Linked DNA regions of Homo sapiens: all the other regions are linked to region 3. The links are chromatin contacts, found by Hi-C or POLR2A ChIA-PET in ENCODE. All regions are on one chromosome and are shown on one strand. Each heading gives the region's core, a stretch centred on a gene start or an enhancer-like site at or near the end of the contact. The rest is flanking DNA. Distances are from core to core; before and after follow the strand shown. Region 1 holds the start of PARD6B (par-6 family cell polarity regulator beta). Region 2 holds the start of UBE2V1 (ubiquitin conjugating enzyme E2 V1). Region 3 holds the start of PREX1 (phosphatidylinositol-3,4,5-trisphosphate dependent Rac exchange factor 1).

Region 1 (3,208 bases), core at 537-3,036, 1.9 Mb after region 3:
CAGGGGGTGGAGGCAGCTTGCTTATTTATTATACAGCTTGGATTGGTGTCCTTTCCACCTGTGCTGCCACAGGTGGCCAGAAAAACCTTAAATCCTCCCACAAAACGTCTGGTTACCTGAATCCTCCAGAGGGAAAAAAATGAGCTTCTCGCCTTTGAACCCAAGTGGGGCAAAGAGCCTGCAGAAGGGACACCCTCAGTGGCAGCACCCAGCAAAGACCCATCTGAGTACCCGCTGGGAGTCGGGTTCTGTGCCACTCAATGCCAGCAAAGCACAAGCCGTCCCTGCGCCTTCGGGAGCTTTCATTCTAGGCTGGTGGCAGATTACTCACAAAACTCAGATGCACACAAAAATGGGAAACCTGTAACTTGTAACAAGTGCTGGGCAACAGGGGTACAAGTGTTAGGAGGCCTCCGAGGTGGGCAGGGAGATGAGGGGAGGAAGGTACCCTAACCACTCTTCTTGCCAAATCTCAGGTTGGACCTTCCCCTCCACCTCCATTCCCCTGCCCCCTTCCTGGCTTGCAGGTTTCAACAGCTCTTGGATTCCCGGGTCCCACAGGGAGACCTTGGGACCTGGGAATCTCCTCCAGCCAAAAGCTTCAGTCTTCTCCTCTCCTCCCCATGACCCACAGGGTCTGTGTGAAGAGAGGCCGGGCTCTGGGACGTTCAGAGAGGAGGATTCAGCGTTTTGTTGCTCTGGGACACAGCTTGGTCACTCCGGGAAACGAACACAACCTAGAGGCTGTCATTTGTAGAAACAGCGAATGGCCAAGGAATGGCGGGAGGAGGGAAAAGGAAGACTTTTAAAGAAAAAAAAAAAAAGCCCTGAAAGACTGGACTAGAAATCCTCAGGGAGGCTGGGCCTGCAAGGAGCCTTCCCGCGCCTCAGCCCACTTTCCTTCCCTCTCGACCTGACGGACTTAAGGCGTGCAGAGTCTCTTCGGACAAAATGAAGCCAAGAGAGCCCTAAGCTTCTCCCCCAGCAACCGCTGCAGAGGCGGGAAAACTTGAATTTTGCAACCAAGAGTTGCAGCGGGACGCCTAAGCAACGATAAGGGGCGGTGGAGGGGCGTCGTTGGGGGCTGCAGCATCCCAAAGTGGAAGCGGGAAGGGGGCCCGGCTGGAACCGAATAGCCCCGCAGCGCCTCGGCAACCGGACGGGCGGCGCATCCAATCCCCTGGACCGTGCGTGTGACTGGCGCGCGCTAAGCGGCGCGAGCCCCGGCGGAGCCGGGCAACCAGGCGCGCGCTCGCGCGTGCGCAAAAGGCCCACCCAGCCGAGCCCTTCTTCAGGTGCGCTCGCGCTTCCGGCCGGCCTCCCCGCGTGCCTTCCCGGGGCGGAAACTCCAGCACCCGCGCATGCGCCTTCTGGCTCTCCGGCCTGAAGCGGGGCGGAGGGCCATGGCTTCAGGTGATCCCGCCCCTCCCTCGTAGCGCAGGACCAATCGTGCGGTGGTAGGCGGGGTTTTGAGGAGGCAGCCCGCCCACGCACCGCGCGAGGCGTGTATCGATTGGTTGGCGCCGCGGGCGCAGGTGCGCGCTTTCTATTGGGTGTGGGCGGAACGCGAGGGATTGCGGCATCTTCGGGGGCTGCAGGTGAGCGCGCGCACGCGCCGCGGCTGTGGTCCGCTCGGGTGCGCGCGCGCGGGCTCGCGGGGGAGGCGGCAGAGGGAGAGGTTGCGGCGCTTGTGGCCTCCGCTCCGCCCCCTCCTCTCCTCCAGCGCTGTCGCCGTCGCCGCCGGGGCCCGGAGGGAGGGAGCTGCTTCCCCGCCTGCCGCGCCACCAGTCCGACCCTCGGTCCCGCCGTGTGAGCAGCTGGTGGAGTGGAGCTCAGCGCGGACGCCGGAGCTGCGGCCGCCCCCTCTGCAGGTGCCTGTGAGGAGGCGCCCGGGCCGCAACCGCTTTCCGAGATCCCCAGTCGCGCACTCGCTCCCCGCGCTCCTGAGGGGCCGCCCGGCCGGAGGAGGCCGTCGCGGGGCTCGGCGTTCAGCATGAACCGCAGCCACCGGCACGGGGCGGGCAGCGGCTGCCTGGGCACTATGGAGGTGAAGAGCAAGGTGCGCGGGGCCCGGGCTGGGCGGAGCGGCGGGCCTGGGGGGCCGGGGCCTGGGAGAGGCCGGGCCAGGCTCGGAGCGCCGGGGGAGGCGACGGGCTGAGCTGCCCCGGGGTCTGGACGGTGCGGTCGGGAGACTGTGGGTAATAAACTTGCCGAGGAGGGGGTGGCGGGGGTCAGGGGGCGCTAGTGTCCGCCCCTGGCCCGGGCAGGAAGAAGACCTAGTCCAGCATTTAATCTCATTCCGTAAATCTCATTCCCGTGTTCACGGACGGGAGTAGGGGCCAAGGTATATCCAAGGATGGCGCACACTGAGTGAAATGCGAGGCTGCTCAAAAGGTGTAGGAGAATCCTGCCTGCTGGGCTGTGAGTAAAGGGCCCTGGACCACCCCGTTGTTCCCACTTTCTGTGGTTAAGGGGCGCATCGAGTGGCGAAGGAGAGAGCCCAGTGAACTAAACAGCCCTTTAAAAGTTCGCTTTGCTTCCTGCTGGCGCTCTTTCTAGCACTAACTTTGGTATGCATTTAATCTGTAAAATTAGTACTATCACCTTACGTTGGAGTAGCACTTTACAGTTTGACTCTAGATGCTCTTTTCATTCCATCCTGCTACCTACTCACATCAAGTGCTTTTCCCCTTGACCAACGGTATGCCAATCTGCTGATAATTACTTCGGTATTCACTGAATTTCTAAATCTCAAGGCTCAGTGAGCAGGGTAGTCTGTAGGGAGGGATTAGTTAGGGAATGCCTTCCAAAGGGGGTTTTGAGCTGGAATTTGAAGGTGATCGGCAGCCAAGGGAACACTTTCAGCAAGCGTTTCTTGAGTTGAAGAGTTAAAAGGAGCTTAGATAATCTAGCCCAATTCTCTGAGAAGACTGAGGCTTAGAAAGGTTATGACTTCCTCAAGCTGTTTTTTTGCAAAGCCTTCATGCCTTTTTAATAACTTCTAGACATTGCAGAATACAAAACAGGACACTGGCTGGGCCCTGAGAACATTTAAAATAGAATTGAGAAGGCCAAAACACAGAAAAGGAGAAAATTGAAAGTATATCAATTTCAAAAAAAAAAAGTAATGGAGCATCATAGATGGTAAGACTACTAAGGAGTATGTAAAATCAAGGAGTGATTTGAGTGAGGTACAGTGGAGTAAGGA
Region 2 (3,279 bases), core at 62-2,561, 1.3 Mb after region 3:
TTGCTGTACTCAGGCTGGTGTCCCTGCAGCCCCACAGTGGGGAACACTGTGGCCCTGTTTGCTTCCTCCATCAGAGAGGTAACCCATTTTCACCCCATCTGAGAGAACCTCCTTGGCCAACTTCACTGCCAGGCACCTGAGGGTGCAGCCTCACCCAAGAGTTCCCATTTCATCTATTCACCTCCCTACTCCCATCAGCCAGTGGGGAACTTCTGAGCTGAACCCACATATCTGTCCCAATTATTAAAGGAGTCGATGAGAGTGAGCGTCTCCACAGAAGAGACACTTCTAGGATATGCTTCCCTCACTCAATTCAAAAAGAGGAGACTTTTCTCCTTTACAGGAAACATCTCCGGAACCCGACCTTTTCCACTCCCTCATTTCAGGGGCTTCCCTCAGTTGAATCCCCACTCCCAAAGAGACATCCTCGGGGCTCCCAATTCATCTGTTCTCCCTCATCCAATATCAGAGGCTTCCACCAACTGCCCCACTCGGACCTTGTCCCCTGAAACCTAACTTGAAGCAATCCATCTGTATCCTCGAACAGGAGACTGGTAATGATGGGGTCATTTCACTATCACCGCTATTAGGTCCCTCTGGCATCTGAATCCTTTTCCCTCCTCTCACTTATCATGCGGAGACCCCCTTCATTCTCCCCAAAAGCAGCTGCTCCAAGGCTCCTCCTTTCTAGTCAACATAGCTATTTCCTCAGCTAACCCCATCTCTAAAACTAACGCCGGAGCCGTTCCCTCAACCGATAGGGGATCCTCTCAAGTCACCCCCTCAGGATCCCGTTTCTTCCATCCAGCCTGAAGGGCTTCTCTGATGTCCCCTCCAGACATCCCAAGGCCCCTCTCAGCCGCACCCCTGGCACCCAGTATGGGACTTCCATCCGCTGTGGGGCGCCTCCTCTAGGGGACCTCTAGATCGCCCCTTAAGAGTCGCCAGCCCCGGTATCCTCAGGAGTGCCTCGGAGCTCGCTCCTCGCCCACTCCGGCTCCCCCAGACAGCACAGAGGGCCCTCACGCCTCCCGGGGGAGCCTCAGGGCCTCGCCGCGCCGCCCACAGGCCCCTCAGCCCCCCGCCCGTGCTTCCGGCCACCGCCTGCTCCTCCTCCCCCGGTCAGGCCGCGCCGGTGGCTGCCGCGGAGCCCAGCAGACAGAGGCGGCGCGGGGACCCTGGCTCCGCTGCAGGAGGCTTTGAGGGTCCCCGGCCCCCGGCCCAAGCCCATGCCCCCTCGGCCGGCCGGGCCCGGCGCCCCCGCTCACCCGAGCCCGTGGTGGCTGCCATCTTGCGTCGCTCTTGCTTGAAGGCCGGCCCCTTCTTCACCCCCCCCTTACCCGTCCCCCGGCCCTGATGCGCAGGCGCGCGCGCACGCACATACGCCGCCGCTGACGCCCGCCCCGGAGACCTGCACGACCCGTGGCCTGGAAGGCTCTTTTCCTTCCCTTTTAGAGAAAGGAAATATCTGCGTGCTCGAGGGCCCAGCAACCTGCAAGTCCCCACACATCGGGTGCGAGGGAGGTTGTGATGTGCTTAGTGAGAAGGGCAGGGGTGACTAGGCTTGGGAAGGCGCGATTGTGAAAGAAAAAGAAAATATAGCTTCAAACAAAAGCGCCGAATTCGCTTGGGGCTTTTTCCTGTCTAGTTCCTATCTAGATCCTCACCACATCTCCGCAAGGTCAGAATTAATGTGAAAAATGCAGCCGAGAGAGATCAAGCGATTTATCTAAACTCAGCTGTTAAGTGGCAGAGACAGGCAGAATTTTAACCTCCAGGTTCAAATTTTTTGAATCATCACCCTCCAGGTCAGATGATCTGGCTCCTAGGATTGATGCTCCCCGGCCAGAGAAGGCTTGGAGTGGGTGCAGCTAAATGATTTAGGGGCATTAAGGTGGCAGGGAAAGCATTTGCTAACCATCTACCCAATTCATTCATTCATTCATTCATTCATTCGTTCATTCATTCATTCAACCAAACAAACAAACATTAAGCACCTACTATGTACCAGACACTGTGCTAGGCGCTGGGGATGGATAGACATCTCTGAAGAAGCAAATCCCTGCTTTCAGGGACTTACATTCTAGTCGTAGACAGCAAGTAAATAAACAGGAAACTATAATTCTGATAGGGTAGAGATAAACCAAGACAAGAGCAGCAGAGGATGGTCAGGAAGGGCCTCCTAAGGTGGTCATATTTCAGCAGAGACCGTAACAATGAGGAGGTAGAGGGAACAGCTTGTGCAAAGGCCCTTGGGAAATATTTTTGCAAATAAATAAACCCAAGAAGGTACTCCTCCTTTATTATAAATTGTCTGAGAAGCCCTTATATGGATGTAGACACTGAGGCTGAGAGAGGTGAAGGGACTGGCTTAAGGTCACAGAGCAAAATACTGGCAGAAGGACCAGGACTCTAAACATAGAGGGACAAGGAAGCTGGAAGCCCTCACCCAGCACATCCAATTCATCACCTTTGTCTGATAGCAGTGCCTACTCTGCATCTCTCCACTCCGTTCACTTCTCCACTCAGGGCAAGCTGCCTTTATCTCCCACTTGGAAGACCCCAGCAGCTTCCATTCTCTCCCCTATGGCCCATTCTCCATATAGACCAACATCTGCTCAAAACACCCTCCAGCTAAAGCCTTCAGTGGCTCCCCATTCCCTCTGGATAAAATACAAACTTTACAAGTTGAGCGACCATAGAATTATCACCTAATGAGGACACACATCAGATTAAAAGGGGACTTATTATAATCTCACCAGGACAAGTGGAAACCAGGGCTCTCCAGGGCAAAGCAGGATGCCTGGACACCCTGTGCACCAGGCTCTGCACCCAGGGCAGGGACGAGGATGGGGTGGTCAGATTTAACGGGGCTTTCACTCAGGTCCTGACTCCGCACTTGCACAGCGCTGCAGGTGAGTGACTCCTTAAAATCTGCACCCTAGGGCAGGGCATGGTGGCTCACACCTGTAATCCCAGCACTTTGGGAGGCCGAGGTGGGCAGATCACCTGAGGTCAGGAGTTCCAGACCAGCCTGGTCAACATGGTGAAACCTCGTCTCTACTAAAAATACAAAAATTAGCGGGGCGTGGTAGCACACACCTGTAATCCCAGCTACTCGGGAGGCTGAGGCAGGAAAATCGAGCGAACCCGGGAGGCAGAGGTTGCAGTGAGCTGAGATTGCACCATTGCATTCCAGCCTGGGCAACAGAGAGAGATTCAGTCTCAAAAAAAAAAAAAAAATCTGCACCCTAGGTACCCCACTTGCCTCACCATAGC
Region 3 (2,820 bases), core at 113-2,612:
TTGAGGCCAGGAGTCCAAGACCAGCATGGCCAACATGGTGAAATCCCCTCTCTGATAAAAATACAAAAATTAGTCGGCCGTGGTGGCTGGCGCGTGCCTGTAATCCCAGCTACTCGGGAGGCTGAGGCAAGAGAATTGCTTGAACCCGGGAGGCGGAGGTTGCAGTGAACCGAGATTGCGCCACTGTACTCCAGCCTGGGTGACTGAGGGAGACTCCGTCTCAAAAAAAAATTTTTTTAATTAAAAATGGGGGAAATACTCGTCCCTACTTCATAGACCGCCTGTGAAGGTTAAACCTGCTAATTAATGACACATGTAAGGTGTCTGGCACATAGTAAGTGGTCGGTTGTTATTTTACAAAGTCTGAGGCCGTGGTTTTGCACTTGGAGATGGGGAGTTGGTGGGGGTGGATGCAGTTAGGGAGCCTGGACTGCCGAGTTTTGAGTTCGAAACCCACTCTCCCCGAACTCCAGCAAAAACCTGTGCATGGGGGATTCTACCCTGGGGTTCTGTCAATCCCCGCCCCTCCTCTGAGCTTCAGGTTTTATCCTACTCCATCAACGCGCAGGGACGTTGGGCTCTGGGGCTCCTACGGTATGTCCTAGATGAGTGGTGCACCGGGCGCGTAGTTATTCCTGGGAAAAAGACGCAGGAGCGCCAGCTCCCGGCGCCGCCGGGGTCCCCAAGCCCCTGCATCGCGGATGTAACTAATTTTAAAACTATTTGAAAGGCGGGGACGGGGAAGAAAAGACAAAAGGGCAGCGCGCGCCGCGGGGAAGTGGAGTGCGGGAGAGCCCCGGTCGGAGCAGGACCGTGCGCCGGCCAGGGAGGGAGGCGACGCGACAGCTCTGGAGGAGCTCGGATCCCCCCCGCTTTCCGCGCGCCCTGCGGGGCGCCCCCGAGGCAATTCTCCACCCACGGGGACCACGGCCACAGGTTGTGGGGACCGCAGCGGGGCGAGCGGCTGGAGGGAAAGCTGTCCCCAAGCTCCCGAGCGACACTCACCGACTGCAAGAAGCGCAAGGTGCCCACGTAGTCCCTCTCGGTGCCCAAGATCTCGTTGAGGACGCAGAGGCGGAGGCGCAGCTGGCGCTCGGACTCCCGGGCGGCCGCGCACGGGCCGGGGCCGGAGCTGGGCGCCGCGGCGCCAGGGGCCCGGGGGTCCGGGTGGGCGCAGTCCCCGGCCCCGTCGCCGCCGGGCTCGCTGCCGCTGGGCGCCTCCATTCTAGCGCGGCCGCGCGGCGCCGGCTCCTTCCGTCGCGCCGAGCGGCAACTCAGGCGTCCAGGCGCCCCATCCCGGACGGGGCGCGCCGGCGGGCCGGGCTCAGCGGCGGGCCGGGCTCCCGGCGCGGCGGGCGGGACTGGGGGCCGGGCGGCTGGGCCGGGGGCGGAGGCAGCGCGCGGGGGCCGGGCGAGGGGCGGGAGGGGGCGGCCCTCGGGGCTCCCAGACGGCTGGCCCCCCGCCCCCGCGCCAGGGACCGTCTGCCAAGTGCCACGCCGCGCTCGGCCGCAGAGGCGCTCTGCGCGTGCACGGGGCCCCTGGGGACGCGGCGCGGCGCTCGGCGCCTCCGTCGGAAGCTCGGGGGTCGGGCGGGAGCCTCCGGAAGGGCCCCGCGGAGCCGGGAGTCCGAGGCCGCGCGCACGCCGAACCGAGCGTACCAACTCCGCGCCCGGACGCGTGGCGCCCCCCCAACCCGCAGTCACCGCGGGCTACGCCACTCCCACCCGGCACACGCGACACCCGCCGCGCGCAGGCTCCTGCTTGCAGGTCCGGCCGCTGCTCGGGCCAAGTAAACACCGGGCTGGGAAAGCTCGCTGCGGAGCCGCTCGGGGGCAAGCCAGCCCCGCCACGCGCGCCTCCGCGGCCCCGGGAAGTCAGGGGCGACCGCTGCCTGGGCAGTGACGGCCCCTCTCTGGGCAGTGACGGCCCCTCCCGGGAACGCCGGGCCCTCGCGGTGCCCTCGGTGCTACCACGACCTTGGGAAGGAACATGCGTGGCGCGCGCTCGCTCTCACTTTTCTCTTTCCCGTTTCCTTTCCCATCTCTCTCTTTCCTTCCTTCCTTTTCTTTCTGAACTTCTTTGCCCCCTGACCCTGCCCTTTCCACCTTTCCCAGAAGAAATTATTACCTGCTCTTGAGTTATTGATCAAGTGGCAGGTACCCTGCCTGCTCCCCCTTCCATCCACCCACCCCATGGGATAAGGCCTTGGGAAACCCAGCTTCTTGTCAGGTTGCTCTGGGCAATGTTGATCATCACCCGCCTTATCGGAAGGTATGGAGAGGGGAGGAAGTTCTGGGGCCTAGAGTCAGCTGCTCAGGTTCAAATCCTAGCTCCCCACTTGCTGGCCGGGTGGCCTTGGGCTGGTTTCCTTGCTTCAAGATCCTCAGTGTTTTCATCAGTATAACGGGAACGATCATGGTACCTAGCTCCAAGGTCCTCCCCGGGGTTCCATGGGAAGTACTTAGCACCTAGAAAGTTCTCTGTAAATGTTTGTTCTTACTATTATTGCATGTGTGAAGCCCAACACCTAGAAAGTTCTCTGTAAATGTTTGTTCTTACTATTATTGCATGTGTGAACGGCCCTCTAAGCCTGGCCCCACTCTCAAATGGCCCATACAATCCCTAATCACCCGTGTTTCCGGACCAGAGATTGTATCGTCTCTGCAGGGGATAAAGTGATCCACATAGTATCCGCCTCTAGACTGTAGTCATTTTATGGACAGAAACATTGCTTATTTATTCCTGTTCCAAAAGCCTAGGATTTTCCTCCCATTGGCCTCTCAATACTGTAAGTGCCTAAGGACACAGGGAGAGAATGG

What was found. Hi-C counts contacts between places; a loop is a spot of excess contacts on that map. ChIA-PET counts read pairs that join two places held with the same protein, here RNA polymerase II (POLR2A). Pooled maps may share reads with other maps.
Region 1: a loop to region 3 is called in a pooled map, with 9 times the contacts of the local background. The contact joins the promoter of PARD6B here to the promoter of PREX1 in region 3. A Hi-C loop is called at or near these places in 5 of 50 pooled maps.
Region 2: a loop to region 3 is called in a map of CD8-positive, alpha-beta T cell, with 8 times the contacts of the local background. The contact joins the promoter of UBE2V1 here to the promoter of PREX1 in region 3. A Hi-C loop is called at or near these places in 1 of 168 maps with a recorded cell type or tissue (CD8-positive, alpha-beta T cell) and 5 of 50 pooled maps. POLR2A ChIA-PET finds 5 or more read pairs at or near these places in 1 of 52 experiments (WTC11).

The regions. Positions count from the first base shown.
Region 1 is chr20:50,729,794-50,733,001 of GRCh38, forward strand. PARD6B (par-6 family cell polarity regulator beta) reads left to right here and starts at 1,787. Exons shown (of 3, transcript NM_032521.3): 1 at 1,787-2,059. The coding sequence starts at 1,994. RefSeq lists an enhancer at 890-939 and silencers at 1,130-1,339, 1,440-2,229.
Region 2 is chr20:50,111,839-50,115,117 of GRCh38, forward strand. UBE2V1 (ubiquitin conjugating enzyme E2 V1) reads right to left here and starts at 1,312. Exons shown (of 4, transcript NM_001032288.3): 1 at 1,269-1,312. The coding sequence starts at 1,290. The region is part of intron 5 of PEDS1-UBE2V1 (PEDS1-UBE2V1 readthrough); the gene reads right to left. RefSeq lists a silencer at 840-1,379 and enhancers at 1,550-1,659, 1,664-2,231.
Region 3 is chr20:48,826,637-48,829,456 of GRCh38, forward strand. PREX1 (phosphatidylinositol-3,4,5-trisphosphate dependent Rac exchange factor 1) reads right to left here and starts at 1,363. Exons shown (of 40, transcript NM_020820.4): 1 at 1,006-1,363. The coding sequence starts at 1,224. RefSeq lists silencers at 857-926, 1,337-2,016.